Linked DNA regions of Mus musculus: region 1 is linked to region 2. The links are chromatin loops, found by intact Hi-C in ENCODE. Cell type or tissue: gastrocnemius. All regions are shown on one strand. Each heading gives the region's core, and the rest is flanking DNA. Links, peaks and the distances in the headings are about the cores only.

Evidence for each region. Hi-C counts contacts between places; a loop is a spot of excess contacts. Peaks named below come from ENCODE experiments on the same cell type or tissue, not always from the same donor. Only the 100,000 strongest peaks of a DNase experiment are listed, where the experiment ranks them.
Region 1: it touches region 2 in a loop (2.8-fold over the local background); 9 of 42 quality-filtered maps call a loop at or near these places.

Annotation. Positions count from the first base shown.
Region 1 is chr7:116,298,959-116,315,164 of GRCm38, forward strand. Plekha7 (pleckstrin homology domain containing, family A member 7) reads right to left here and starts at 9,418. Exons shown (of 27, transcript NM_001305185.1): 1 at 9,293-9,418; 2 at 9,114-9,190; 3 at 8,967-9,024. The coding sequence starts at 9,375. In gastrocnemius, for the core only: no CTCF peak of the experiment used is centred there; DNase peaks (open chromatin) are centred at 2,976, 7,421, 8,560, 9,313 and 1 more place; H3K4me3 peaks cover 2,232 bases; H3K27ac peaks cover 1,102 bases.
Region 2 is chr7:116,240,457-116,256,662 of GRCm38, forward strand. The region is part of intron 3 of Plekha7 (pleckstrin homology domain containing, family A member 7); the gene reads right to left. Among named protein-coding and RNA genes, the nearest start is that of Gm44867, 43 kb to the right of the region's middle. In gastrocnemius, for the core only: CTCF peaks have their summits at 4,031 (motif pointing right) and 7,093 (motif pointing left); DNase peaks (open chromatin) are centred at 4,215, 6,334 and 7,028; H3K4me3 peaks cover 1,035 bases.

The sequences.
Region 1 (16,206 bases), core at 2,825-10,824, 57 kb after region 2:
GAAATCAAAAAGCAAATGTTTTGACAGCCCAGTGACAAGAGGAAAACACCACCATATTCCTCCAGGTTCTTCCCTCTGCCAGTGTTTACTCACAAACCCGTGCCAGTCTGAGATGCTGGCTCCTTATGCTGAGCTGGAGTGGGCACCACAGTCTGTCACCCAGTATTCCACATCCTGGCCTGACTTGCCAGCTGCCCACCCCCCCCCCAAAAAAAAAAAAAAAAACCTGACTTGCACCCAGAGCCTTGCACATGCAATGCAAAGGCCCCACTCATGGGCCGGAGCCCCTAATCTCTTTATTTTTACTTTTACGTTTGAATCACAGTCTCACTAAATTGTACAGACTGGCTTTGAACTCACTCACTCTGTAGCCCTGGAAGACCTGGGATTGGCTGTCCTCCTGCTTCCTGCTCAGGATCTTCCTCCACTAGCACGTGCCGAACACCCTCTTAGCGTGCGAAGAGGATGGAAAGAGTACCAGCGGGGCAGAAAAGCACCCAGTTCTTACTGTTTCTCCTTTTGCTGTGTTGGGAATGGAACCCAGGCTTCCTTGGCGTGCCAAGCAAGCACTCTTCCTCTCCCATGAGCCACCTTCTCCCAGCGCCCAGGTCCCCCAGCAGTTGGTTACCAGTGCAGAGGAGACTCACACCTCCCCTCTTCACACAGACCGACCTGCCACAGGAGCAACTGGCTCCCCCACGGGTCAAGAGCCTTAAGCAGCTTCAATCCTTTTTCTCAGAGGTTTTTCCAGGTGCTTTGAGAGTGTGATACAAATCACAGCCCTAAGTCCGTCCGTGCTCCAGCTTTCCACAAAACACTCACTGTTAGTGTTTTCCCACGGACCCAGTACTAAATCCGTGATCCGGCTTTCCCCCTTGATAAAGCCACCAGGAAGTACAAGGTAAAGTGTGAGATTATACCCAAGCCAGCCAAGCAAGAGAACCTGCTTGCCCTTCAACAATGAGGCTTCAGGATTTCCACTTTAAATACATGTAAGCCATTAGCACCCAGAATTCAATGTAAGACTGTCAATTTCTGGTTTGAAATAAAAGTTCTGGAAGTGTGGTGTCCAAAGCTCCAATAGTTTTTCTTTTCTTTTTCTTTTTTGGTTTTTTGAGACAGGGTTTCTCTGTATAGCCCTGGCTGTCCTGGAACTCACTTTGTAGACCAGGCTGGCCTCAAACTCAGAAATCGCCTGCCTCTGCCTCCCAAGTGCTGGGATTACAGGCGTGCGCCACCATGCCCGGCCTCCAATAGTTTTTCTAAAGGGCCTTCCATTTAATAGGGACTTCCCCCTTGATGACTTTCACATCTGATTCACTCTGTGTTTAAACTGATTGAAAAGTTGAAGGCATGCCCTAAGAACTGGGTATGGTCCACAGCAGGGTGTCTTTGAAGGAGGCTAGAAGCTGTGGCTCTCACCACCCCAGCTCTCCCTGCTTCTCCCAGCCTCCTATGTCCCACTTGGCCAGCATGTGCCTCACCCTGTCCACAGTGCCCTGAGCCTGCCCACTCTTATACTGTATTTTACAGTGGGATATGGTGCTGATGAATCATTCGGCATTAGAGGTGAATGACCTGATATTGACATTTAAATAAATGATTATATTTGATATAGAGATGAGCTATAAAACATATATAATATATTTAATTTTTTTCTTTATTTAAAATGATATTGAACAAACCAGAAAACAGTGATGCACACCTTTAATCCCAGCACTGGGGAGGCAAAGACAGCCAGACCTCTGTGAGTTTGAGGCCAGCCTGATCTACATAGCAAATTCCAGGATATTCAGGACTACACAGTGAGACTCTGTCTCAGAGGGAAAAAAAAAAAAAGACATGAAATAGCAAATTTTTAAAACCATGACAAGTCTGGGGCGGGGGTGGGGGGGGGGACTGCAAAAGGGACACTTTTTTTTTTTTTTTTTTTTAGATTTATTTATTTATTTTATGTAAGTACGCTGTAGCTGTCTTCAGACACTCCAGAAGAGGGAATCAGATCTCATTACGGATGGTTGTGAGCCACCATGTGGTTGCTGGGATTTGAACTCCAGACCTTCGGAAGAGCAGTCGGGTGCTCTTACCCACTAAGCCATCTCACCAGCCCGGAACACATTTTATATTGTAGATTTGTGGATTTGTCTCCTTTAGCTTGACAAAGGGGCTCATGCAACCTAGGCTGGCTTCTTACAATTCAATCCATTTTTGAAGATGGCCCTGAACTCTTGGATCCTCCTGCCTCCACTTCTAGAATGCTAACTGCTGGCTGAACACACTGGCGTACACAGCAGCTTTGTTTTGTTGTTGGGTTTTGGAGACAGAGACTCCAATATCTAGAGTCTCAAGTAGCCCAGACTGAACGGCCAGAATGACCTTGAACTCTTGCTGGCCTTGCCTCCTCCTCCTCCCACATGCTAAAATCGATGTGCCACCACACCCATTTTACTACAGTACTTCCAATGGCACCCTCCCCTTTCAGTAGGCTCCTTCCATTTTCATTTTGCACTGGAGACCTGAAAGTTATGCTATAGACTCCGCCCCTAAAATGTTTGCAGGCCACAGCACAGGGGAACAGCAGAAAAACAACTTCACTCCAAGCCTTCAGTGAATCTTTCCCAAGTCCTACTGCCTAGGGAATGGTACCTACACAGGATGACCCAAGTCCACAAAGCTAAGGCTGGAGGACCTGAAGCTAAGTGGCACTTTGTGTGATAGATTGATCCCTGTCAGGACCTTGGAGCAAAGTCAGAAGATGCCAAGGCCCTGAAGCCAGGGAAAAGGGGGGATCTAGTTCAATTGCCAATAGATGAGAAAATACCCAGATGCAGAGTGCTGAGCTCATGAGACCAAGGAGCCAAAGAAGGCTGCCTGAGCCTCTCCTGGCCAGGTTCCTGCTTTGAGTGTTGCTGTTGCCAATGAGTGACTGACTCCAAGATGCCTGGGTGTAAACACCAGCCCCAACAGGCCCACTCCTGGCTTCCCCGCTTCTGCTCCACACACAAGTCTCCTCTTCAGCCAGGAATTGATAAATAAAGACTGGACTACTTAATGACTGCCCAAGGTTTCATGGGGACACATCCTCTTCCATAAATACGGAGGGCGGAAGCAGGTCCAGGCCTGGGCTGTGTGCCAATGCCTCAGAAACAGTGAACAGGTCTGCCCTCAAGGAGCAGCCTTCAAGCAGGGTGTGGTGTGCCAACACCCCACTCCACACACATACACACCACCAAGCACACAAGTGGCTGAGGCAGGACGAGCATTTGCCTAGAGCTGAACTATGGCGCAGATCTGTAACTCCCAACTGCTGGGACACTAAGGCAGTGTCCAAGTTCCAAGTTCAAGGCTGCCCTGGGCAGCCCAGTGAGGTTCTGTCTCGAAATAAAAATTAAACAAAGAGCCACTCGTGGTGGTGTACCCCTTTAATCCCAGCACTCGGGTGGCAGAGGCAGGCGGATTTCTGAGTTCGAGGCCAGCCTGGTCTACAAAGTGAGTTCCAGGACAGCCAGGGCTATACAGAGAAACCCTGTCTCGAAAAAACAAAAAAAAAAACAAAAACAAAAAAAAACCCCAAAGACTAGACTAGAGCCATGACTTCCTGATGAAGGACCTAGGTTCAGTACATGAGGCTCTATCTCAAAACAAAACCAAAAGCTAGGTACAGTGATACATGCCTATAATCCTGAGACATTCTCAGGAGAGCTGAGGCAGGAGGATGTTAAGTGTTCCAGGCCAGCTGGACTGCAGAGTGAGACCCTGTCTTTAAGTAAATAAATCAGACAACAGCTATGAATAGCAATAGCAGGTCCTGATATTTTCTCCAAGACCTCAACTAAGTTAGCACCATGTGGTGGAGGTGCTTACCTGTGAGACCAGCTCTCGGGCTAAACTGCAAGACCCTGTCCTAAACAAACAAACAAATTAGGCCCAGGCTTGGCGTGCACACCTTTAATCCCGGCACTCAGGAGGCAGAAGCAGGTGGATCTCTGTGACCTGAAGGTCAGCCAGGGACACAGGGACACAAGACTGTCTCAAAAAACAACAACAACAAACAAACAAACAAAAAAACAAAAAAGACATATAATTGCCACTATTCTCATTGTTGGTGTAGATAACACTATCATAACTACTGTGATATTTGCTATCCAGTCAGGAGACTCATGGAAAAATGAAAACATCTCAGAGCCCAGTATCTTTTTATTAAAGGGGAAGTCTGCACCACCTCACCTGTACTTGTGAGAACCATGAAGGCAAAGTGTAGCCAAAAGCGCAGAAATAAACTAAAATAAAGAAACAGACTCCAAGCCGGGAGTGGTGGCGCACGCCTTTAATCCCAGCACTTGGGAGGCAGAGGCAGGCGGATTTCTGAGTTCGAGGCCAGCCTGAGTGAGTTCCAGGACAGCCAGGGCTATACAGAGAAACCCTGTCTTGAAAAATCAAAAAAGAAAAAGAAAAAGAAAGAAAAGAAAAAGAAACAGAGTCCAGATGGTATTAATCTGTTTAGTAAGATGCAGTTACCTGTGACCCCAACCCTCAGGAGATAGAGACAAGAGGATCTTAAATCCAAGACCAGTCTGAGGATCACAGGAAGATCCTGTCTCAGAAAACCAAAGGCTGGGGACAAGGGCTGAGGGGTGACACACATGTCTAAAAGGCTAGGGACAAGGTTTGGAGGTGACACACAATCAAATGTAGTAACTAAAAAAAAAAAAAAAAACTCTTTAGTAAGCAGATAGGTGTAAAACTTCATGGGGGGGGGGGGTGGGACAAAGAGGCCTCTTGAGAAATTATCATGTAGAAAACACAATGGATTCCGACCTACTGGCACCAGCAGCCTTTGAGAGGAGGGGCCACAGTCAATGTTGCTATGGGTAGTCATTTCCAAAAAGTGTGGGAGGATTCAGATGAGGGAGTGGTGGCAGCAGGGACAGAGTGATCGAAGAAGAGTTGCAACAGGGATAAAATCCCAGTGCTGAGGCTGCAGCCTAGAGTTTACAGACTGCAGGATCACAGGAAGATCCAACTCAACTCAAGGCTGTGCCACTACTGCAAAACACTCACCACCTCTCCTCGGTGTCCCAGTAAGTGACCTTGAGATACACACTGGCATCCTTCCCTCTCACCTCCACAGAAACTCTGCTCCAATAACTGCCAGTTTTTTTCCTACATCTATCTCCCCCACACCCACCCCCCAGGTCCAGAAAATAAGATGCTGCACCATCTTTCCCTGGAAAGAACAAGCCCCTCTGTGGTGGTTTGAATAGGTATGGACCCCACAGACTCCTGTGTTTGATTGCTTGGCCCAGGGGGAGTGGCACTATTAGGAGGTGTGGCCTTGTGGGAGGAAGGCTTGGAGGACTCCTCTGCTCAAGCTCTACCCAGCGTGGAATTCCACTCTCCTCCTGGCTGCCTTTGGATCACGATGTAGAACTCTCAGCAACATCTCCAGTACCATGCTGGTCTTTATGTTGCCTGTTTCCTGCCATGACGACGATGGACTAAACCTTTGAAACTGTAAGCCACCCCCAATTAAATGTCCTTTATATGAGCCGCCTTGGTCATGGGGTCTCTTCACAGCAATAAAAGCCTAAGACACCCTCCCTCTACCCACACAATCTCCAGCTATCAGCCAATGCCTGGACCCTTCTTTGCAGCAAAACTTCCAGGAAGGGGCTGGTGAGATGGCTCAGTGGGTAAGAGCACCCGACTGCTCTTCGGAAGGTCAGGAGTTCAAATCCCAGCAACCACATGGTGGCTCACAACCATCCATAACGAGATCTGACTCCCTCTTCTGGAGTGTCTGAGGACAGCTACAGTGTACTTACATATAATAAATAAATAAATATTAAAAAAAAAAAAGAGAAGAATTAAAAAAAAAAACTTCCAGGAAGATGTACTGCCCTTCCTGGACAGGTGTTTCTTACCCATCTTACCATGGGTGGCAGTCTCCTGTTCTGGAGGTCCCTGTGACTACACATCTTCTCACCTTCTCAGTCTGTCCTCTTAAGTTTGCCTTTCCTGATCTCAGCCACTACCCGCCCCCAGGCTTAGAGCATTGTTCTGCTTAGTTTCTGTAGCCTGGGAAGAGGGAGCCTCAACTGAAGACTGTCCTGCAGTGGACATGTCTGCGGGGAATTGTCTTGACTGACGATTGATGTGGGAGGGCCCAGCCCACTGTGGACCATTGTATCCTACACATGTAAGCCTAAGGAAAGTGGGCTGGCAGGCTAGAGTGAGCCAATAAGCAGCCTTCCTCCATGACTTCTGCTTCAGCTCCTGCTCAACTTCCTGCTCTGACTTCCTTCACTGATGAACTGGGATGAGAAGTATAAGCTGAAACAAACCTTTGTTTTCCCTAGTTTCCCTAACTATGCATTTGCTCATGGTGCTTATGACAACAGCAAGCAAACCGGGACAGACTTTCTTGGCCCACACTTGTCCTTGATGACGTCACCTACTCCCTATGACATCACACACAGGTATCCTCAGATGGGTCTCTGCAAGCCTCTCTCCCTCTCAAACCCAAGTTTCAGATTCATAAATCTGTATCAGTGGTTCTCAACCTTCCTAATGCTGCTACTTCATAACTGTCACTTGGCTGTTATGAATCATAATGTGAATACGTGTTTTCTGATGATCCTAGTCGACCCCTGAAAAAGGATAATTTGTTAATGACATGTTGAGAATGGCTGATCTATATGATATATTCACATCTTATATATAACAGAACAAAATATAGAGTTTCTTAACACCTATTCAAGCCTGTTTTTCTCCCAGCCTTTCCATCTCAAAGATATGAGCACTACCTACCCACTCAGGACCTCTCACCTCTAGGAATCATCTGTGTGTGTGTGTGTGTGTGTGTGTGTGTGTGTGTGTGCGCGCGCGCGCGCGCATGTGCAGTATGTGTACTTGTGTGTATTCCTGTGTGTACAAGTGCACACGTATATGTGTTCCTGTGAATGTAAAAGCCAGAAGCCAGCCCAACCTCACATGTTTTTTTCTTAAATACCCACTTATTTTCTGAAGCAGTCTCTTGCTGGGACCTGGGGCTTGCAGCTTAGGCTAGGATGACAGGGTGGCAAGCCCTGGATTCTCCGGTCTCTACCTTCCCAGCGCTAGTATTACACGTGCACATTGTTACTACACCTGGGTTTTTATGAGATGGAATGTGAGTCCTCATGCTGGCATGGCAAGCACTTTATGAACGGAGCATCATCTCCCCAGGCCCCCAGGAGTGTTCTCGTTCTTTCTCTCTCTCTCTCTCTCTCTCTCTCTCTCTCTCTCTCTCTCTCTCTCTCTCTCTCTCTCTGCATCCAGAGCACAGCCTCTATCTGACTCCTGCTCTCCATCTCCGTGCTTCACCCCCCCCCCCACTAACGTCTGCTCTGGACCACAGCCACAGCTTCCTGCTGCTCTCCTACCTCCCTGGCACAGCTCTCCACCCAAACGCCATACTCCCAAAAACTGCCAAACATACCAAGCCACCTTAAAACGTCTGCATTCTCCCTGGTCTCAGGATAGAGCTCAGCAGCTCTTTACCCTGCTCCAGTTTCATCCTTTACCTCCCTTCCTGTGCCTTCCTTTAATGCCATCCTCGCCCTTGGTCACTTCCTCCAAGCCACACAAGACTTTTTGCTCACTGAACTTTTTTTTCCCCCAGAGCTCTACCACTGAGCAAAATCCCCAACCCCTCATTGAACTCGAAGGGTTTTGTTCCTTAAACATTTTTCTGAAATGTTTTGCCCCTACTGGTCACCACAGCAAGGGTCCTTCTTGTCATTCAAATTCCAAATGTCACCTGCTCAGAAAAAAAGTCATCAGGACCTACCAGTCCCATCAGCCATCCAATCACTTCAAGTCACATCCCCTCATGTTAATTTTCCGCACAGCAGTCACCGTTACCTGCTATTATTATTTGTTCACTCTTTGTTCCCTTTCCTCCCGTGGGTTACAAATTGACGAACAGAAATAGTGAGCACCTCCCTTGCATAGAGCACATCCATCAGCAGCCACTATACAAGAGTCCCATGTGACAAAGGAGGCTCGGGGACTTTCTTCACATATTCTGATCCAGATCTAAACATTGTTTCCAAGTTGGTGAAGAAATGAATTCTGAGTCACGGTCGCGCACAGTACACCGAGTGCCAGTCAAACCATGGAGCGCCAGACCTTTGGCTAGTTCATTCATTCCATAAACAAACATTTACAGAGCTCCTACTCTATGCCAGGCACCGACTGACTGGGGCAAACGATCAAAGGCAAGTTCTGACTCCCAGGACCCACAGGAAGCAGAGGGAGGAACGCTGCAACACAGGCACCTTGCCCGACTGGGAAAAGTGAAGACTGTACACTCGTGTCCCCTTACAACTTCGAGATCAGATCCACGCGGACCAACAGACCAAGAATAACTTGGGACAGCGCCCAGAGGCTCAGGCGGCAAAGCTCCCGTTCTACTAGCCCGGGCAGAGCAGATCGTCCGCGTTCCTCGGCGTTCGGCGCCCGCCGAAGACGCGCGGGTAGAGTTCCAGGAATATCATTGGCTGCCTGGGAGCCCCACCCCCATCCCATCCCTGAGAAGCAAGGATGCGGCGGCCCGGGTCGCGCTCCAACTCTCCACGGCGAGCCCAGCCAGCGCGGCTAGAGTAGCGTCGGGGCCCCTCTTCCCCCTCCCCCACGCCCAAGCCCTCAGGCCACACTCCCGACCCACGCGAGCCCTACTCCCCGCCACCCGCCACTGTGCCCAGCGCAGGCCCCCGGGGTAGGCGTGTCCCGGGGGAGCCTTGGAGTTTGCAGGCTCGGCCACCGGCGGGCGGGACCTGGCCAGGCCCCCTGCGGCGCTGCGAACCCCCGTACGCAGCCGTCCCCCCGAGCCCGCCACCGTCAAGCAAACAAACCCCGAGCGCCGAGCCCGCCAAGGCTGCGGGAGAGCAAGGCAGGTGCGGCCGCGGTGCGGATTCACTTACTCGATGAAGAAGCTGGCGCCCTCCTCCGTGAAGCCCTCCTCCCAGCCGCGCGGCAAGTCTGCGGGAAGGCGAGAAAAGTTGGTCAAACTAGCGCAGCCGTGGCGACCCCGCTCCGCACCCTGCATCCCGCACCGACCCAGCGCCCACCTGAGCGGATCATGTGACCCGAGTTGACCGGTTCGCCGGTCCGCGGGTGCAGCCAGGTCGTGCAGCGGAGCTGGTCACTACGGGAGAGGTGCACCTGTTAGCGCCGCCGCCCTCCACGCCCGCCCGCGGCCCCAGCCCCAGCGCACGACCCCGTCCGGGTGTCGCCGCCCCTCACGCACTTGATGAAGAAGACGCGGCCGTCCCGACAGACGCCATAGGACCAGTGCTCAGGTAGGGTGTCCCGCCCGACCGCAGCCGCCATGTTCGCCCAGCGCCTGAGCCCCGGGCCGGGGGAGGGGGGGGGATGGGTTAAGGGGCGGGGTAAGGGGCGGGGCGAGGAGATAGGGGTGCAAGTTGTTGGACAGAGTGAGTGGGAGGGACGAGAAACGGGGAGCTGGAGTAACTAGGAGTTGGAACAAGGAGTTGGGTAGGGATAGGGAGGGGAGGACAAGATCTGAGGAGGGATAGGGAGAAGGGTGCATTGGAAGAAATGAGGGGGAGAGCAGGAAGGAGTGGAGAGGGGCTGAGACAAGAGGGACTTGGACCGACCCTACTGGGTTCCCCTGTGGTGGGTGCAGCGTGGGCTCCCAGCCTTGGTGACTCGCAGTTCGAGGTCACGGCCGGTGCTTCCAAAGTTCACTGGTGGAAGGCCGGCCGGAGCAAGGCACAAGGCCCCGCAGCCTTTGTCCCCGAGACTCGCGGGCGAAGGAACAGTCTAGCCCCCCCCCATCCCCCACCCTTGACACACACACCCTTGCTCCAGGAAAAGCAGGCGACCTGCACACCTCTGCTTCTCCTCCCCCCTACCCCGGAAGTGTGCTTCTTTCTTAGACAAGGAACACCGAACAGGTTTCTGCTGGATTCCGGAGCAACCTCCAAGTCTAATGTAAAATAGGAGAAAAGCTTGCCTGTGATTCCAGGCCTGGGGAAACTGAAACAGAAGGATTGCTGAGAGTTGGAAGACACAGAACTGCTTGACAGAGTTTCAGTGCAGCGCGGGTTACTATGAGACTCTGTCTCAAAAAACAAAAAGGTAGGGGCTGGAGAGATGGCTCAGCAGTTAAGAGCACTGACTGCTCTTCCAGAGGTCCTGGGTTCAAATCCCAGCAACCACATGGTGGCTCACAACCATCTGTAATGGGATCCGATGCCCTCTCCTGGTGTGTCTGAAGAGAGCAACAGTGTACTCACATACATTAAATAAATCTTTAAATTAAAAAAAAAAAAATGCGTGTCGTCCCCCCCCCCCCCCTTCTGAAGCTGTAGAGATCACAGGCAAAAAAGAGAATGCTGGGTCTGGATCTCCCTGCTCTCATTTTGGAAGAGCTGTCAAGCCGAGCTCTTTACCTACTTAGGTCTTGGGGAGCGCTCCTGAACCCCCCAGAGTAAAAGGAAACCCTTAGCTCACTCATTTGCTCCTAATTGACGTTTGTGTGTTTACTCTTTTGCGTCAGTTGGACAAGAGAAGGGGTTTTGGTCTGCCCCAAACTCCAGGACCTGGGCGCCTGAACTATCTGCCTCAGCCTTTAAACTGCAACTCCTCAGCAGCAGAAGAGCAGAAGAATGCAAAACACTCAGACACTCTGTCACATTGCAAGTGGGCGGAGCAGCAGCCGGAAGCTAGGCGCTGGGCAAGGGTCAGGCCAGCCTTGCAGAGACAAAAGCTGCGGGTCTAAGGAGTCTCACAAGAGGGTGCAACTGTCTGCACTGGGCACTGGAATGAGAGATCAGTAGGATGGACCCTGAAGGGGGCACAGCCGGAGCTCTCCCGGTGTTTCTTGACCTGTGGGTCGCGAGCCCTTGGGGTAGCATGTCAGATATCTATTCTGTATATCAGATATTTACCTGCATTATGATTCTCCTTCTCCTTCTCCTTCTCCTTCTCCTTCTCCTTCTCCTTCTCCTTCTCCTTCTCCTTCTCCTTCTCCTTCTCCTTCTCCTTCTCCTTCTCCTTCTCCTTCTTCTTCTTCTTCTTCTTCTCCGTTTTTTTTTTTTTTTTGACACAAGGTTTTTCTGTATATAGCCCTGGCTGTTCTGGAACTCTGTAGACCAGGCAGGCCTTAAACTCAGAAAAACACCTGCCTCTGCCTCTCAAGTGCTGGACTAAAGTGTGCGCCACCACTGCCTGGCTGCATTACGATTCTTAACAGTAGCAATGAAATAATTTTGTCGTTGAGGGTGACCACGACATGACTGCTGTTCCAGAGGATCCTCTGAAGCAGTCAGGAGGGAGAAAGGCGCTGTGGTTGGGGATGCAGAGCCCTCAGCCTCTGACCCAGTTCTTCAAATGAACATAGGGAAATAGCATGTCTTATTAAACACTCATTTGAAAGCAATATATTAAATGGACAAGAATATGAACTCACCACAGTTAATAGAAATGAAACACAAGTGGCTTTTAAGCATATGGGAAGGTAGTTGACCGTCAAGTATACAAATGAAAATTACAGTGGGAGATTCTATTTCGTAGATGTCAGATTACCATGGGCTGGTGAGATGGCTCAGCAGGTAAGAGCACCCGATTGCTCTTCCAAAGGTCCTGAGTTCAAATCCCAGCAACCACATGGTGGCTCACAACCATCCGTAATGAGATCTGACTCCCTCTTCTGGTGTGTCTGAAGACAGGTACAGTGTACTTACATATAATAAATAAATAAATCTTTAAAAAAAAAAAAAGAAAACCATTCTTGTTCATTGTTGCTGGGACTACAAAATGATTCTGCCTTCTTGTGATGGTTTGTATATGCTTGGCCCAGGGAGTGGCACTATTAGGAGGTGTGGCCCTTATTGGAGTAGGTGTATCACTGAGGGCCTGGGCTTTAAGACCCTCATCCTAGCTGCCTGGAAGCCAGTATTCTGCTAGCAACCTTCAGATGAAGATGTAGAACTCTCAGCACCTCCTGCACCTTGCCTACCTGGATGCTGCCATGCTCCCACCTGATGACAATGGACTGAACCTCTGAACCTGTAAGCCAGCCCCAATTGAATGTCCTTTATAATAGTTGCCTTGGTCATGGTGTCTATTCACCGGAAATAGAAAACCCTAAGACATTCCTTGAAGGCAGTTTGGCAGCAGTTGTTACACATTGCTTTGACCGGACAACCCCATGGGAATTTATCTGACATGAAATAGTACATCTCTTCAGTGTGGCTCAGCTGCTGAGAGTGATGGCTCAGAGGTTAAGAGCACTTGCTGTTCTTCCAGATGACCTGAGTTCAATTCCCAGCAACCACATGGTGGTTCCTAACCATCTGTAATGGGATCTGGTGCCCTCTTCTAGCCTGCAGGCATAAATGCTGGCAGAACCCTGTATACATAATATCTAGGTAGGTAGGTAGGTAGGTAGATATAGATAGAGATAGATAGATAGATAGATAGATAGATAGATAGATAGATAGAATCTTTAAAAGAAATAAAGACTGCATACTACTGTTGCAGAGAACCTGCCTGGGTTGGGGTCCCAGCAACCAGCATATTGGGTCACAACCATTTGTACTCCTGAACTTAGAGCATGCTGTATGCATGTGGTGCATACATACATGGGGCATATACACACATGCAGGCAAAATTATATACAAATGTATACACATAAAATAAAAAAAATAAGGTCTGGTGAGATGGCTCAGTGGTAAAGAGCACCAACTGCTCTTCCGAACGTCCCGAGTTCAAATCCCAGCAACCACATGGTGGCTCACAACCATCCATGACGAAATCTGATGCCCTCTTCTGGAGTATCTGAGGACAGCTACAGTGTACTTACATATAATAAATAAATAAATCTTGAAAAAAAAATAGAAAGCTGAGGAAATTGGAAAGCTCCGGTCAGGCACCTCATTCCAAAGAATGATGCTCTGAATAAGGCACTGCTGGTGTCTCTGCCAGGAGCAGTGGTGCACACTGAGTCTCAGCTACCTGAGAAACTGAAGCAAGGGGATCGCCGCTGTGCAGAAATTTTAAATAAATAAATAAGCCAGGCGTGATGGCGCACACCTTTAATCCCAGCACTTGGGAGGCAGAGGCAGGCGGATTTCTGAGTTCGAGGCCAGCCTGGTCTACAGAGTGAGTTCCAGGACAGCCAGGGCTGTACACAGAAACCCTGTCTCGAAAAACCACACACAAAAAAATAAAAATAAAATAAGAAATAAAAATATTTTAATCGGGCTGGAGAGATGGCTCAGTGGTTAAGAGCACTGGCTCCTCTTCCGGAGATCCTGAGTTCAATTCCCAGCAACCACATGGTGGCTCACAACCATCTGTAATAAGACCTGATTCCCTCTTCTGGTGTGTCTTAAGACAACTATAGTATACTTACATATAATAAATAAAATAAATCTTAAAAAAAAGATTCTTTATAAAAAATATTTTAATCACATGTACTCATGAGTTATCCCAGAGAATGGTGTGTTTTTATTATAAATATGTACATTTATATATTAGTAATATTCACAGCAGCTTCATCTGTATGGACAAAATCTAGAAATGGCTTCCTACAGGTGAGTGGTTGAATAACAGTCCATCTCTTAGGCCACAGCATTTGGTTTCACAACAAAGAATCTTGACAAACAGGCAGGTAGGTGCACCTCAAGATTATAATACCAATTTTTGAAAGAGCAGTCCCTCTAAAAAAGTTACACTTGACTGTATAGCACTCTCAAAGTACATTAGCCAATATTGGTTTTAAAATTTCATCGAGGCTGCACTTGGTGGCAAATGCCCTTAATTCTAGCAACAGAGAGGCAGAAGTAGATGGATCTCTGAGTTGGGAGCCAGCCTGGTCTACATAGTGAGCTCCAGGACAGCCATAGAAACCCTATCTCACACAACAGAAACAGGGATAGAGACATGACTAGGTGGCTCAATGCTTAAGAGTGCTGGCTGCTCCTCTTAAGAACTTGGGTTTGGGGCTGGTGAGATGGCTCAGCCGGTAAGAGCACTAACTGATCTTCCAAAGGTCCTGAGTTAGAATCCCAGCAACCACATGGTGGCTCACAACCACCCCTAATGAGATCTGATGCCCCATTCTGAAGACAGCTACAATGTACTTATTTATAATAATAAATAAATCTTTGGGCCAGAGCAAGCAGGGCCAACTGGAGCAAGTGGGGCCCACCCACCGGAGCAATCAGAGGTCCTAAATTCAGTTCCCAACAACCACATGAAGGCTCACAACTATCTATACAGCTACAGTGTGCTCATATACATAAATAAATAATTCTTCTTTTTGTTTTGTTGTTGTTGTTGTTGTTGTTTTGTGGGGTTTTTTTGTTTTGTTTTGTTTTGTTTTTTTGAGACAGGGTTTCTCTGTGTAGCCCTGGCTGTTCTGGCACTCACTTTGTAGATCAGGCTGGCCTCAAACTCAGAAATCTGCCTGCCTCTGCCTCCTAAGGGCTGGGATTAAAGGGGTGTGCCACCAATGCCCACCTCTGTTTTGGTTTGGTTTTTTTAAGGATTATTTATTTGCTGGACAGCCAAGGTTACATAGTTTGGTTGTTTGTTTGTTTTTTTAAAGATTTATTTATTTCATGTATGTGAGTACACTGTTGCTCTCTTCAGGTACACTAAAGAGGGCATCAGATCCCATTACAGATGGTTGTGAGCCACCATGTGGTTGCTGGGAACTGAACTCGGGACCTCTGGAAGAGCAGTCAGTGCCCCCAACCCCTTATTTTTCAAGGTTACATAATTTACTGTCTTGAAGAAAAAAAAAAAAAGACAGAAAGAAGAAGAAAATTACAGCAATGAGGGTTGGGGAGGTAACTCAGTTGTAGAGCACTTGCCTGACTGAAGCAGGAGAATAGAATACAAGGCTAGCCTGGACTACATTCCAAGACCTGGTCTCAAAAGTAGAATAAAAGCAATGATAAAGCATAGTTGTATAAATCGCAACTGTGATGGTGAAGGCACAGGACTTTGCAGAGAAATAATGCAAGAGACTTCATTTCATGTTTAAATGCATAAGTAAAACAGTAACAGCAAAATCTGTACATAGACTCTTGTAAAAGAGTTTTTCTTCCTCTTCCTCCTCCATGTGTGTGGTTGTGAATGCCCACAGGGGCCTCAGATTCTAGGACACACACACATGTCCTTGGATAGAGTCGGGAGTGCTCTTAACCACTGGGCCATTGCTCCAGAGTTAGAATCTCTTGCAATTACTAGTAACATAACCCAGCAAATTGTCAGCAAAAATGTTTGTGCTGTATACTCTAGCTCTACATGCCCAGATAATAGCTGCTCACACATGAGTTACCTCTGACCTACACTGAGGTGAAATGCCCTATGTGAAATATACACCAGGCCCAGTGGGTGTTCCACATTCATAACCCAAGCATTTGAAAAATGGATCTCAGAAGATGAACAGTTCAAAGCCAGGCTATAATAGGAAGTTTGAAGCCTCTCTGGGCTTTATAGACCTATTTCAAACTACACCCCCTAAAAATGTGAGGACTGGGGAGCTATCTCAGCGACAGAAGATTTATGTTGCATGTGTGAGTCCCTGATCCAATTCAATGAGATGACAGACACATAGAAAACATAGCCTTTGCAGATCATTTCTTTGTATAGCTATAAGCTTTACTGCCCCTTAGAATTATTTGAGTGCTTTAGGGGGAAGAAACCCAAAACAACAAAACAAAACAAAGCCATCCTGGACCTCCCCAATGGTGTGTGATGTGACCTTGGCGTTATTGAACGCTTCCCAGGTGGTTCTAAGGTACAGAAGCTTAGGAACCACACTACACCATCTTTCACATTCCCTCTCCGAGATTAAGGAGAGGCACTTTACAGGTAAGATGGACATTGAAGTCTGGATTCAGAGAGGCCATGTCAGTTCTGTCCCAGGCTGACTTGATTAATCAAAACAAGAAGTGAAGTTTCATTGCTGGACGGTGGTGGCGCACACCTTTAATACCAGCAACTCGGGAGGCAGAGGCAGGTGGATTTCTGAGTTCGAGGCCAGCCTGGTCTGCAAAGTGAGTTCCAGGACAGCCAGGGCTATACAGAGAAACCCTGTCTTGAAGAAAAAAAAAAAAAAAAAGTGATGGTTCCTCAACCCATTGTCATGGAAATCTTTCCAGGTGATAAAAACAAACAATA
Region 2 (16,206 bases), core at 4,018-12,017:
ACCACGGAGTGATTTTTTTCCAGCCCCTGCATTGACTTTTAAAAGGCCACTTTGCCTGTGCCCTTCACATTCCTCCTTTTGGTGAACGCTGACACTGTCCCAGCTGGTGCCCCTAACCCAAGGACAGACACTCCATCGTCGCTAGGATACCACACAGAAAAAACTGGCAAGAAAATTATTTTTATATTTATCTCCTGGGCTGTGCTTATAACAATGCCCAGAAACTTAGCAAAGGTTCCAAAATGAAGCAGCCATGACCAGAGGTTCTGTCCCCTGCTTCCAAATGTTACCATTATATGCTAATTATTATATTATTCAAATACCAGGTTTGATATTCTGGGTTCTTAGTGAGCTCAGGGAATTATAGCCTATGCCTTGATACAAAGAAGAAAACAAAAATCTCACTTTTTTAAGGCCTTCGTGGGCCACCAAGCACACAGATAAAGACTAGTTAGCAAGTCACACATTAAACTAGGCTCAGTTGATGAGTAGGCGGGTGCTCTGCACCTCTGCTTCCTCTTACTAGGAAGCCTACTAGTGGTCAGGGTTCCCTTTTAGGGGGAGACGCAAAAGCACTTGGGCAGAGTAGCTAGCACCCGGCATGGGGCTTTGCTACATAATGAAATCAGACATATCCACTTTCCGGTAAAGTAGGGAGCCGCTAGCTGTGGTTTTCAGCAGAAGGTGTCCAAGTTATATTTTTTTTTTTAAATCACATTTATCTGAGAGAAGGGCATGCGTGACATGGTGTGCATGAAGAAGCTAGAGGAAACCTGCAGGAGCCGGTTCTCTCCTGCCGCCCTGTGGATCCTAGGGATTGAACTCCAGCTGTGGGCCGTGGCAGCAGGTATCTTGGCCTGCTGAGCCATCTCACAGGTCCTACCTCCCGGTCTGAGCTCTCCAAGCTCCCAGAAGGTTCCCAGAGGGGCAAGTAAAAGTGGAAGGTGCTGTGCTAACACTGTGGTATAACTTAACATATCAAGGACAGAAGGCAGGTGGACCTGGCTCCACGCTGCAGGTCCAGTTTCTCAGATTGTAGTAAGTTAGAAACCATGAGGCGGGATCTACAGATGGCCACTTTAATTCAATCGTCCTTTCATGCCCCGAGTCACTGTGACACTCACATCCTGTGCACAAAACAAAATGCATGGCTTCCAAGCCAGTCAGAGATGCCATTAGGATACACTTTAAATCCACCTGGAGCCTAATCAAGCTAATTTTACTGTTATTGTGCCTATTAAAACACGAAGCCTTTGTTTAGAGAGAGAGCGCGGAGCGGAGGAAGGCACAGCCATTAAGGCTCAGGGCTCTGATTAGCTCAGAACTGTTTCTGGGAAGGAAGTTAACAAAAACAAACCATCAGGCTGTGTTGGCTGAAGCCTGTGATCCGGGCACTCTGGGAGGAGAGGCAGGGCGATCAGGAGCTGCTCTGGACCAGCCTGGGCTGTAATACAAAGAGAGCCTGTCAAAACACAAGCCAACACTGAATTTTGAATGTAGCTTCAGTCGGGTCAGAAAGCCAACTCCAGGGCAGGTGAGAAGATCCATTGGACACAGTAACCAAGGAAGCAGTTATGCATGTGGTGTGGGTCCTGGCGGGAAAGGGCTTCCTGCCCCATGGTCAGAGATCAAACGCCTCACAGATAAAGAGTTCTGACAAAAATTAATAATTAAGGGGGCTGGAGAGATGTTTCAGTGCTCAAGAGCACTTAACTGCTCTTTCTTGCAGAAGATTCGATTTGGTTCCCAGGACCCATGTTAGTGGGTTCAAAACCGCCTGTAACTCTAGCTCCAGGGGATCTGACACCCTCTTCTAGACTCTATAGGCACCTGTACTCACAGGACATACACACAGTGGAGATAAATATATACATAAATATTTTAAGCTGAAGATAAAAAGACACAAGACATTAGTTAGCTACAGCACACACTGCCACTAAGCACCACCTTCTACTTGGACGGGAATAACGTTGGGTTAAAATGTAGGTCCAGGGACTTACCACCCACCACCCCCAGATAAAATCAAATAAAAGGTCTAGAGTCTGTCCAGAGCCCAACACTTGTTCTGTTCATATGTTGTTAAGTTGCTTCTTTGTACATGTGTATGGTGGTGCAGAGGGTCAAATCCAGGACCTTGTATAGGCTGTGGTCAACAGCTTAGAGCTGTCCTCAGCAGGCACGGAAGCTAGCTCTCCAGTGATCTGGCTACTTGTAGTTTAGAGCCCAACTATGAGACTTTCTAAGCTTAAAAAAGTTTAGTATAACACATAGAACACCAGCGATCACCCAGGTAGTCTGGTTCCAATTCATAATCAAAGCTAAACAGAATCTAATGAGTACCTCTTATGAACTCTCACCCCATACAAGACTACAGCATGATGGATGCCCCCCCCCCCAAAAAAAAAACAAAAACACAGGTATGGAAGACTACTGGCTTTCAAACGGAGCTAGTATGCCCCTAACACTGGCAGTCTTGGCCAGCACCCGTAGCCAGGAAAGAACTCTCTCACCTGACTATAGCTAGTATCTAAAAAGCCCACAGACTTGGACCTGAGCAAAGTCTACACTCATTCTCTTCACAGCTGGGTGACCTGGTATCAGTTGTTTGTCCTTCTTGGAGTCTCATGTCTTCAACTCTAAAACAGGGCTTAAACACATACCCCCACTGTGGGGTTATAAGACTTGGCTAACAGAACCAGGTAAGTATATGCAACACTGCAAACGAGAAGTGACAGTGTCACTGGGGCTGGAGAGCTGACTCAGTTAAGAGCAGACTCAGTTAAGAGCACTTGTTTTTGCAAAGGACCTGAGTTCAATTCCCAGAACCCACATGTAGGCTCACCACCTCCTCAGGCACCAGGCGTGCATGTGGTATATAGACATATATCCAGGGAAAACACTCATACTCATAAAATAATAAAATAAAATCAAGGGAAAGAAAGAAGTGCTGTTGTTATTCGACCATTGGTAAGTGCCAATTAGGGTTTCTCTGCAGAAGGCACAGCGAGCACAGGGGATAATGACAGAATAGAGGGGCGCAGGTGAAGGCTGTGAAGCTGTGACAGGTGAGGTCAGGGAGGCAGCAGCAGAGGCCTAAGCTGCGGAGCTCCAGCTGAGCTCTAAAGATGGGTCCAGGCATGAAGACAGGTGGGAAGAAACCGAGGGTCTCCCTGGAAACAAGATACCATGTGTGGGGAACCTGACGGCCTGTGGGAAGATCAATTTTGTTCCTTGCAAAGGTTTCTGTAGCTTCCGTCCAGAGGATGGCCTGGAAGTCAGAGGCAGCGAGTAAAGCTGCAGTGTTTATTCACTTCTTAGCTGTGTGCTGTGCTAAGAAGTGTGTGTGTGTGTGTGTGTGTGTGTGTGTGTGTGTGTGTGTGTGTGTGCGCGCGCGCGCGCGTGTGTATCTGTGAAGGACTTTAATCCCCCTAAAAGCTTTTTGGTATGAGCCCCGTTGCTGCCCTGATTTTGCAGACAGCGAAACCAAGACCCAGTGAAAGAGGCAATGAACCCATCCCCGCTGGTCTGTGAGGGCAGCGCCAATGACAACATACAAATAGGGGAAAGGGAGTAGAGGTGAAGAGGCCCTCCGCAGCAGTGTAGGGGGTCAGGGTGGGAGCTGGCTCAACAGCCTGAAGCTAGAACCAAGGCTCATGGGTGGCATTCACAGGGACAAAGCAAAGGAAAGCCAAAGCTGCTTCCAGGCTTTGAACTGAGAAACAGAGGCCAGTTTTACATCCTGAGAAGATAGGAGGTGGGGAGAGTTCAAATCCATATGGATTGGACGAGTCCAGCAGATGTGGGGGTAGAAGTCACAAGGCAGTGAGTGGCAGCAGTAGTTGCTGGGTAACAGTGAGAAGATGAGGAGACAGCTCTCCTGGCTATGGACATCTGGTTTGCTGTCACAAGCTCGCAATGACTCTGAGACTCCCAGCACATGCCTGGACTATCTTTTTTTTTTTTAATGTTTATTTATTTGTTTGTTTGTTTATTATGTATATAATGTTCTGCCTGCATGTATGCCTGCAGACCAGAAGAGGGCACCAGATCACATTGAAATGGTTGTGAGTCACCATGTGGTTGCTGGAAATTGAGCTCAGAACCTCTAGAAGAGCAGCCAATGCTCTTAACCTCTGAGCCATCTCTGCAGCCCCCAGCCTAGCCTTTAAGGCCCATCTACATCTCGGCTCCATGCTCTGAGCAGCTTCCCAGGAGCCTGGGCACCAGCAATCATCCTGATGATCTCCAGAAGGCACCCTGGCCCGAGCACAAGGTTATCAATCACCCAGCATCCCTCCCACGTCAACACTCCCTTTATCTGTCCTCTTGTCACTGCAGCCCACCAGAGTGGGAGGGCCTGGAGCCACTTGGAAGGTCCACAAGTCAAGACAATAAAAGGTTTCCTAAAATAAGCTCCCAACAGTGGCCCCTTCCAAATCCCCAGCTGCCACAGGGTCACAGCATGATAAAACAATTTCATCTTGACACCTCCTGGGCTCTCAGGAAGAGAGAGTGTGCTAGAGGTTGGGAAGAGGTTGTGAGGGGCGCATTTCTGAGAGGCAGCTTGACTGTGGGACACATCAGGCAGCCATGTTTTCACTCAGCCTTCAGGAACTGTGTGTGCTCCAACCAAAGGTTCTGCTCCGTCCTCCCCTGTCTGCTGGGGCTTCCTCTCCTAACTGGATGTGCATTCGTGTATGTGTGTGTGTGTGTGTGTCTGTGTGTGTGTGTGTCTGTGTGTCATCATTTTTGTCCCTTCCCACAAGCTGCTTAGAATCCACTGTGAAACGGGATGAAGAAATAAATGAACAGAGTGCTCAGCTGTCACAGACCCGGCTGTCACAGACCTGGGTGTCAGGCTGTCAGAACCACTTCATCAATAAAGATGCTTATGCAGAGAGTAATTAAAGACTAGAAGAGGGAATACCCTAATTATCAAGTAAAATGCTCCAATACTTTGATCTCTTTTTGTTTGAGAAGAAAATACAGGTCTGGTACCGGGTATGGAGGCAGGCACCTTCAATCCCAGCACTTGGGAAACAGAGGCAGTCAGATCTGAGAGCTGGAGGCCAGCCTGGTCTACACAGTAATGCCAGGTCTCAAAATAAAAACAACAAATCAGTTTATACTTAGCACCCGTATTCTTATTTCTTCCCTCTCCTTAATTAATGCGACAGTAATCTAGAGGGAAGAGGCAAACACTAAGACACTGTATGTGCATGGTGTCTCTGTGGTTGTTGCCTTTCACAAAAGGTCACCGGTTCCACACCAGCTACTTCATTTTCCCGGGAGACCTGTCAAAGCCACTCAGGGGAGCAAGCACAGACTCAGTGTGAATCCTTCATGGGTAAATCCGGGCTCTGCCCATCCTCTTCTGGAGTCTGCTGCTCTTCCCAAGAGTCTTTCTGAGCGCAGACACAAGCTGGCAGACGTGAGGCAGACAGCAGCCCAGAAGCACAACTTTGCAGACATAAAAATTATGACATTTTCTCAATACTGTCTCCAGCCAAAACCCTTCCTGAGCCTAGCAAGCCAAAGATAGAACCAAACGCCTCGTCTTGTTTACAAACACCACCAGGGCCCTTCCTCGGGGACCTTCCTCTCCAACAAACCCGAAGGCAGCAATTACTCCCAATCCCATGTGCTGGCCACATGTGTTTTGTGATGAGGCGCATTCTCCAGGGAGCAAAGAACAGAGATGATTTTTGCCTGTCATCTGTGAATCCTTGAGCACACGATGATGATAGATGCTTATGTCTGTCCCCAGTATTGCCAACCTTACAGAAGCATCTATTGACGCTTGGTGCAGTTGTGAAATATATTTTATTGCCAAGTATTTTTTGAAGATTGACAATCCATGAAGTATACACTAGAGGGCAGCACTGAGCCACGGATCCGCTCATTTGCCAATCCTACTGAAGTTTAATTAAATAATGAACCCCATTCTCAAAATTAGGTCTCTATTAAAATAATGGCAACAGAGACAGAGTAATTAAAAACACATGCCTGACAAATCCATACCCACAAGCCCATCCAGTGCACTTCCTGGCTCCTTGTCGCTTGCCACAATTACTGGATAAATCCAATTATGCCTTCGGATGCCCAAACTCTGCCTCTCCTCTCCCTTTTCCCCAGTGGCTTCTATGAAAGTAATACCCATCTTTAATGTGCCTGCACTTGAGGAGACACCGCATCTAGTACAATAAACACATCCTCCGAGTGCAGAGACCAGGGAGAACATGTTCTGAGGACTCTGCCAGCCCCGGGTGTGGGCTTTCTTCTCCCGACACTGGAGAGAGGCTGGAACTCAGCAGCTGTCAGAAGCAGCCATGAATTTACTAGAAAAGCCCTGCTGAGCCCCTGATAGCCAGGGGATGAGCAGGGGCTCAGGCTCAGTCTCCCCACCTGTGGCACAGCACGCCCCACCCCAGGACAGGGCCATCTGCAAATGCACCGCCTCCCCCTGAAGTTGTCATTGCTATGAACACGCCAGGAAGGGCACGGGGGGGGGGGGGGGTGGTAAAGTGCGCTGGAAGCCGGATAAAGTCCTCTGGCAAGTGGTAGTGTGCGCCCTTGAATAGCCCTTGCCTCTCTGAGAAGACAGGACAAGAATCAGTCACTGAGGTCTTACAGTCACATGGGATCGGGTCACACAAAGCAAAGGGAGTCTAAAAAGGGAGGTCTTCATCCCTAAGAGGACGGTGGTAACATGACTGTGGGGAGCAGTAAAGACCAGCTACACTACACTAGCACCCAGAGCTGCTGTCGCCCAGATAAGGCCGAGGAAGTGAATTGGAAAGGGAGAGATTACAGACAGGCTCCAGTGCGCATAGCCAAACACAGGCTGGGCAGGGAGAACTGAGGACAGGACCACCAGGAAAATCATCTGGGTGGGTCTGTCTCCTTCATCAACCTCCGTTGCTTTCCTCTGTGGGGACGAGTAGTCTGTGTCTTTGGCTTCAGCAGAGTGTCTGGCACACAGGAGGCACATGGAGGTGTGATGGGGGCCACGGGGGCGTGGGGGGGGGGGGGCGCCACTGCTTTGGACAGAAGAATCTCCTCTCTCCCGCCCTCTGCTGGCTATCAGAGGCATGGTATCTGCAGCCACTCTCAAAAGCAAATAATCTGCCTGACATAATTACATGTTTAAAAATAAAATCATTACCATCTTTTAGATAGCTGGGGTCAGGGATCTAGTTTAGTAGTAGCGTGCTTACCTAGGACACACAGGCCCTAAGTTTGATCCCTAGCACCGAAGAAGCCAAAGGGAGGGAGGGAGGGAGGGAGGGAGGGAGGGAGGGAGGGAGGGAGGAGGGGAGAGGAGAATGAATAAAGGAATCCAGTATTCTTCACTTCTTAGAGTTGAGTCCAAGGTGCTCAGCTTGACTGAAGAAGAATTAAAAGCCCTCTGCGGCTTGCAAAGCTCTAGACCCTTGCTGGCTCCTTCATGAACCTGCGCTCCCTTCAAGAAGGGGAGTTCACGCCTCAGAGGCGCCAGCAGCCAGTTATCTTCTGGGTAAAGAAAGCATCGCACAAAGAAGTAGCCATCTCTACTGCCCAGTTCCACTAAGGCTGGACAGAGTGGTGAGCGCCTGTAACTCTAACACTCAGGAAGCTGAAACCGGAGGATCCAGAGTTCAAGGTCAGCCCAGGCTGCATCAGGAAACTCAAAAACAAAATGGAAGAAGGAGCCCATAAGTGTGGCAGGGATGTGGGCAAAGTCCACCGTTCATGAGACACCCGTATGAACATGGCATAATGATACCAACTAAACAAAACAAGAAACAAAACAAAAAAAGACGGGGGGGGGGGGTCTTGCCTTAGGAGCAAGGCCAAAGTGACAAATATGAGATTGCAGGTGCCCTTCAGAACGGGCACCCTGTCTACACCTGTGCATCCTGAACACATGTGGTCTCATCAGAGATGGGCACCCCACAGGAGGCCTTTGCACAGCCGGGTTAAATGCCAACGTGCATCCACCGTGAGAGTGGGATGCAGCCTACAGAACAGGCTCATCCTCTGTAGGCCCCCACACTGAGGTCCAGCTCGGATGCTCTCACTGATGAGAGTCTTGCATCCTCGGGAAAGCCCACGTATCCTGATGTGGGTCTCTACTGTCTTCCTCTGAAGAAGGTGACTGTTTCCACAGAGAGACGGAGTCGCTAAGGTCCTCCTTCCAGCAGCCTGTGACCCTTCCAGCTTGGAGCCACTGACTCAGAGTCTCTGGACCGGGAAGTGATGCAAGCGGCTAGGATTTAAGAGCACTAGGATTTAGGATTTAATCCTGGTGCAGGGAGACAGAGACAGAAGGGCCAAGAGTTTGCCTGCCAAGCTGCCTAGCCAATCCACAAGCCATGCCGAGATCACTGAGAGATCCTAACTCAGAAGAATAATTTCGGGACTGGCGAGTTGGCTCAGCGGGTAAGAGCACTGACTGCTCTTCCGAAGGTCCTGAGTTCAAATCCTAGCAACCACATGGTGGCTCACAACTACCTGTAATGGGATCTGATGCCCTCTTCTGGTGCGTCTGAAGTCAGCTACAGTGTACTTAGGTAATAAATAAATAATAATAATAAATAAATCTTTGGGCCAAAGCAAGCAGGGACTGGGCGATCAGGGTTGACCGAAGCGAGCAGAGATCCTAAATATTCAATTCCCAACAACCACATGAAGGCTCACAACCATCTGTATAGCTACAGTATACTCACATACATAAATCTCTAAAAAGAGAAAAGGGGAAGGATAACTTCTTCCGAGTTACTGTGGTGGTCCACTCCTTTAATCCCTGCACTCAGAAGCCACAGGTGAGCCTGGACTACAGAGTAAGTTCCAAGACAGGACAGAGAAATCCTGTCCTGGGGTGGGGCGGGGAGATAACACAGAGAGCAACTGAGGAAGATATACATGCACACAAACACATGCACACAAACACACAAAATAACACTTCTATTTTTGGTCTATTTAGCAGTACAATCTTACAACAACAACAACAACAACAACAACAACTCTATCAAAGCCTAATATATAAAAAGCAGCCCACAGTGCTGAAAAGCCAAAAGCAGAGTCTACAATTCCTCTGAGGATGGATGGGCCTCTCTCCCTCTCTAAGGCAATGTTTCTCAACCTTTCCAATGCTACGACCCTTTAATACAGTTCCTAGTGTTGGGGTGACCCCCAACCATAAAACTATTTTTGTTGCTACTTCATTAACTGTAATTTTGCTACTGCTATGAATCATAATATAAATATCTGATATGCAGGATATCTGATATGAGACCCCCTGTGAAAGAGTCATTGGAGCCCCCAAGGGGTCTTGAGCAACAGGCTGAGAACCACTGCTAAGGGCTCTGCAGCTTTGTTCACCGCTGTGCTGAGTGACAGCAGCTTGCACAGAGGACACTCGATAAACTGTGCTCCCTGAAGGAAGCCAGTGTTTACAGAGGTGTTCTACATCCTAGGATCTCACATGGATGTGGCTCAGCTGGTGGAGTGCTTGCCTGCCATGCTCAAAGCCCTGATACCACACAAACCAGGCATGGTGGTCCATGCCTATAATCTCAGCTCTTAGGATGTAGAGGCAGATGGCTAAGAAGTTCAAGGTCATTTTTGGCTATAGAGACAGGTAGAGGCCAGCCTGGACTACATGAGATTCTGTCTTAAAAACAAAAACAGGCCAGGTATGATGGAGTATGCCTTTAGAACCAGCACTTGAGAGGCAGATGCAGGTAGATCTCCATGAGTTCAAAGCCAACCTAGTCTACATGGTGAATTGCAGGACAGCCTAGGCTATGTAGAGACCCTGTCACAAAAAAAAAAAAAAACAAAAACAAAAACAAAAAAAAAAAAAACAAGGAACAACAAAATTATGTATTTCAATTAACCTTTCTTATTCTAAAGATGAGAAAATTGAGGCCCAGTGCTTAAGTGGCTTTCCCAAAGTTACATGACTGAGTTCAAATTCAAACTCCAGGGTTTAGACTCTACCTCACTGATCACTCAGACCCGATCCGTTTCTTAGGCAGATCTCAGGAGGAAGACCAGAGGCTGCAGGACTCATGTGTGATGGCATGTATATGCTTGACCCAGGGAGTGGCACTATTAGAAGGTATGGCCCTGTTGGAGTAACTGTGTCACTATGGGTGTGGGCTTTAAGATCCTCATCCTAGCTGTCTGGAAGCCAGTATTCTGCTAGCAGCCTTCAGATGAAGATGTAGACCTCTAACTCTAAGCTCCTTCTGCACTATGCCTGCCTGGATGCTGCCATGTTCCCACCTTGATGCCATCATCCCTTTTTTTTTTTTTTTTTTCTTTCTTCGAGACAGGGTTTCTCTGTATAGTCCTGGCTGTCCTGGAACTCACCAGGCTGGCCTCAAACTCAGAAATCTGCCTGTCTCTGCCTCCCAAGTGCTGGGATTAAAGGCATGCACCAACACCGCCCGGCCCACCATCCCTTTTATTTCTCTTATTCTTCCCAACCTGCCTCAAGCACATAACAGGTGGCCACTTTGAAGAATGCTTGAAGGCTGGGCACCTGACAAGACAGGATGGTGGCACCCACTGCACAGCCAGCCCTTAAGTACTGAATGGGCTCTTCTTGTCCTGTTGGAAGGGAGCAGGGGGCAGTTGGCATTCCCATTGTAATCCCAAGACAGGGAATGAGAGAGCAGCAGAATACCAGAGAGACAGCCAAAGGGGAAAGGGCAGGGGCAGACGACTGGATGGGACACAGGACACTGGGGCACAGGGACAGAGGGTGTCATCAGAAATTCACAGCAGTTTTACCCCAAGCCACAGTTTTTAAAATGACTCTGGGGCGTGGAGAGAGGTCTCCTCAGATAAGAACAATGACTAGAAGCGTCCATAGGGTGGCTCACAACTGGCTGGAACTACAGTCCCCAGGTATCTCACACCCTCTTCTAGTTTCCGAGAGGAACAGTGCATGGTGCACAACCATAAATATGCAGACAAAACGCCCACAAACATAAAATCAAAGTGAATTCTAAAAAGGCTCTACAGTGCTGCGATAAAGCTTCCATCCAAGCAAAGCAATTTCTCCACTTAGGCAATTTTCTTCCTGTCCCTCCCAGAGACATTGAAGAGACTTAAAGTCCTTTAAAATAGGAGAAACTACTAAATACCCTTAAATCAGACTTCATAAAATTCCCACTTCAAAGAAAATGCCAGTGATAATGGCCCTGTGGATGTTCAAGGTCAAGTTAAATGACTCAGAATAGTGCTCTGGATGCCTGCCTCAAATTCAGAACCTGCCTCTCCAACGCAGTCCTCGAGATCAAGAGCCTGGGGACCCGAACATCACTCAGCAGCACCAGGGGAATGGCAAACATTACAGCTGCCAATTGTGGAGGTGCACACCTTTAATCCCAGCATTCCAGGGACAGAGGCAGGAGGATTTCTATGAATTCAAGGTTTGTCTGGTCTACATAGTAAGTTCCAGGACAGATAGAGCTACACAGAGAGACTGTCTCAAAACAAAAAAGATTTACTTTTTAGCTTTGTGTGTGTGTGTGTGTGAGTCTGAATATGTATGGGCATGTGAAGGCATGTACCCACAAAAGACGGAGATGTTGGATCCCCTGGAACTGGAATTACAGACAGTTGACAGCCTCCCATTCTGGGTGCTAGAACTCCAAGATGGATATTCATTAAGAATAGCAAGTGCTCTTAAGAGCTGAGCTGAGCCATCTCTCTCCAGCCCTACTGTTGACTTTTTAATCTGGTTCCTCTAACTGATTTAAGAAACCAACCTGGCTATGTGACAAAACAGAATGTCATAGATCTGTAAGGAGCCACATTTTCATTACAAAAATGTAATTAATTTAGTGTATTTTACTTGAGCCAACATATTAAAAGCACTATCATTTTCAACATGATCAGGACACAACTGAGATACTTTATTTAGTTAGTTACTTATTTACCTGGTTGTTTGTTTTAGATGTGGAGTCTCCGGAGTCTAGGGTGCTAGTTCACATTCATAACACATCTTAATCCAGACCAGTTGAACCCTAGTGATCATGGCCACTCTGAGGCTAGTTGTGGGGTGGTGAACTGTGCAAAGATAGCCTGGTCCCAGTCAAGCACACGCCTGGAACCCTGGAGACCTGGTGGGTCATAACTTCCACCTTCATGGGACTGTAGGAGTTTGGCCACCCCTCCTGGGCTCCTAGCTCCAATAGCAGCTACAGCCTCCCACAGCTCTCCTGCCGAGAGGTATGTGGCCATTGGTCATCAAGGAAGAGCACCAAGCCCTCCCACATGCAAATAAGGTTTCAGCAGTAACACTTGGGGAAAGGTCTGCTCTCCCTGTGAGCCACCCAATGAGGGTGCTGGGAACCAACCCTCGTCCTCTACGGAGCAGTAAGTACTCTAATCATTGACCCATTTCTCCAGAGCCCTCCCTCTCTCCTTCCTTCCTTCCTTCCTTCCTTCCTTCCTTCCTTCCTTCCTTCCTTCCTTCACTTATTTATTTGGTTGGTTGGTTGGTTTGGTTTTTTTGAGACAGGGTTTCTCCTATGTAGTCCTAGCTGTCCTGGAACTCACAGGGATCCGCCTGCCTTTGTTTCCTGAGTGCTGGGGTTAAAAGCTTGTGTCACTACTTTTTGTAAAGGCAGAGTCTCTTGTAGCCCAAGATGCCCTGAACTTCTGATTCTCCTCCTTCCATCTCTTTTGAGTACTAGGATTATAGATGTAGGGTTGTTCTCACGCATGCTAAGCAACTGAGCCACATCCCCAAACTCCCAAATCAGAGGATTTTGAACATCAAGAATTTGCTGCTGAGCCAAAGCTCTGACTTTCGCTCCCTATTTTACAACATAAATCCTGTCAAATCAACTGCAGGCTTAAAAGATAAAAGCTACGGTGTGGTGGTTCTGACTGTGTCCGTTTTCAGAGGCTGCATGGGGAAGCTGCTTGCACCCTTGTTCTCATCAGACGCCCACACTCATGACCAGTGTCATAAACAGCAAGGACCAGTGACCAGGAGATCACCCAAGAGCACCAGCAGGGGAGAAACCCAGTAGCCTTAGAGTCCAGGTATCCCAAACAGCCACAAAAGCAAACCTGAGGACATTTAAACTATGCACTGATAAGCTGCAGAAGGTGGCACAGGCCTGTCTCCTCAGAACACGAGAGGGGGGGGGGGGATCTGAAGGTTCAAGGTCATCCTTCCCTGCACTGCAAGTTCTAGGCTAACGAGGACAGGAGACCCTGTCTCTGAACAAGTACACACTCCAGAATATAAGAAAGCTGGGGTTTGTTTGTTTGTTTGTTTTCCTTCGAGACAGGGTTTCTCTGTATAGCCCTGGCTGTCCTGGAACTCACTTTGTAGACCAGGCTGGCCTCGAACTCAGAGATCCGCCTTCCTCTGCCTCCCAAGTGCTGGGATTAAAGGCGTGCGCCACCACCGCCCGGCAGAAAGCTGGTTTTTTAAAGACATTTCCCTGCTGATTCCAATACAGTCTCTGTTTGGAAAGAGACTGCACTAAACGATCTTGCAAATGATAAAAATATCTCTTTCTTTTGTTGTAGGTGTGTGGGTGTTTTGTCTACATGCGTCTGTGCACCACATTTGTGCCCCGTGCTTTCGGAGGCCAGAAGAAGGTGTTGGAGCACCTGGAGCTGGAGTTACACAGTTGGGAGCCACCAAGTGAGTGCTGAGAATTGAACACAGGTCCTCTGGAAGAACGGCCAGTGCTCTTAACAGGTAAAGCAACTTCTTTAGCCCAAAATACCTTTTCTCTCTTCTTTTTTTTTTTTTTTTGGGGGGGGGGGAGGGACTTCCCATCACCTGGTAGGTTCATGCAGGAAAATCATGAGTTTTAGACTAACCAGGAAGGCATATAGATATATATAGTTTTGAGACTGTGTCTCAAAAACTAGTAACAACAAAAAAAGGTGAAATAAGTCAGATTCAGAGGGACAGATATCATATTCCCTCTAATTTGTGGACTCTAGATTTATATAGACAAAAATAATTATATATATATATATATATATATATATACACAGCTGTTCTCAACCTGTAAATCACAACCCCTTTGCCAAACTCCTATCTCCAAAAGTATTTACACTACAGTTCATAATAGTAGCAAAATTATAATTATGTAGTAGCAACAAAAATAATTTTACGGCTGGGGGTCACCATAACATGAGGAAATGTATTAGAAGGTCACAGTATCGGGAAGGTTGAGGACCACTGCTCTAGAAGAAGGGGACAGCACTGTGGGGTGTGGGATGGGCCGAGTACCTGGTGCACTGTATGAAACTTATCACCATGTACAAAGAATATGTGCCAATAAAAGATAATAAAAAAAACACTTAAAAAGCAATGTGCCTTATCTCCCAGGAGTCCTCCCACCTGGGACTAAAGTGAAATAACACTCTGCTCATATTCAGGCATGATACGACAGATAGGACTGTAAAACTCTGAGCGCATGCTGTGCAAACATGAGGAGACATTTTACTGTGCAGTCACCGCCTCCAAGGATCCTGGAGGGAAGATCTCCTCAGATACTAACTGCCACAACCAGCAGCCAGTATTAACTGAGCACTGATTCGCTCCCACAAACATTCTTAGAGACTACATTTCCTCTGTCATGCTAGAGGCTGGCGTTTTCAAAGGGCTCTAGCTGTACACGCTAGAGGAGGCAGAGGCAGGCCAATCTCTACAAGTTCAAGGTCAGCCTGGGCTACAGAGTGAGATCCTGCCCCCACCCCAAAAATGAGAACTCTGGGGCTCAAAATAGTTAATGTTTTCTGATCGAGCCACCAAGCTAAACATGAATAAGTCTCTATAGTATAAAATCATCATTACTCCTCCTAATACTGAGAATCGCTAGGGTTCTTTCTGGCATCCATAGCAGATCCTCCTGCCTTTACATAGACACCTCCTTTCCGGTGTCACAGCACACATAACTGACTACTGTCCATCTTCCCCAACAGTCTCTTAAGAAATGGCAACTCCTTTCATCACATGTCCCCCCACACCCAAGACCTTGGCCTCTAGTAGGAGAGGGAAGGAGAGAGAGACGAGACAGATGGCAGGTGCGTGGAAATTTTAAGGAATTTCCCAGGTGATTCTGATATTGCTTCAGTTACCGAGGGACAATACAATGGATGCCTGCTCAGGGAAAGAGGCTAGACAGACAGACATTACCAGATTTACAAATTGAAGATCCATTTCTGAGAAGGGAATAGGCTAAAAACCCTCATCTATGGGTGTCTGGAACTCACTGATCATGAATGACAGCAAGGAGATGGGGGGGGGGGGCAGTTGAGACAACAAATTTGGGTGGAAGAGACTCGGCCCCCAAGAGCTGCCCCAGCTGTACTGAAGGGCAGTTTGAATGGACTCTGCAGAAGGTTGGACTATGGCTCCAAAGGTACCTGAGCAGGATCAGGAGTCCTGCCAAAGCCGGTTCCTTGTCAATCTGGCCTTGTGGGATGCTACTGCTTTGCCCATGCGTTCAGGAACCTGGCGATGCTGGCTTTGTTTTGGGGGAGCACAACTGGCCTCTTGGGACCACAGCTTGATCACAGCAGAGACAGACAAGAACCATGGTACAAACCTTCGATTGCTGTTTGTCCTCTTAGTGGAAAAGTCACTCCCTTCTCAAGAGGGCAGCAGGATCCTGCAGTGGTGGCCACAGCTCTTCCCCATGAGGGCAGCTGGCTTCCCTGGCCCTGTCCTGCTAGAGGTTAAAAGATGGGCCACACCAGTCTGGGAATCTGCACTGACAACAGCCATGCATGTTGTACCAGCCCAAAGCTGAGCCTCTGCACTTCCTTCCAGTTCCTTCTTCCAGACAATGCAGTCGTGCAGACCCAGTTCATAGGAATTGGATGTGTCTCCTGCCAAAGACCCCCAATCCCAGTTCTTCTCTTTCCTGAGCTTGTAGCATAGAGAAGGATAATACAGGGCTTCAAGTGTAGGGTAAAAGAACTTCTGCCCTGGACTTGGGCTACATTTAGGGTCTGGGGACTATGGGGTATGAATTGTTTGTGTCACCTGTTCTGATGTGTTGAAGGACTTTACTCTGGGACCTCAGCAGAGGCTCCCAGAATCTGGATGCTTAGGGATGCCATAAACCTGCCCAAAGCTTCTCTCACTGCTATCTGGAAATGCTAAGTCGGAGTGTGAAGTCTCCAGGCTTAGAAGTGAGGTTTCTGTAGAGAACAGCATTAGAGAAC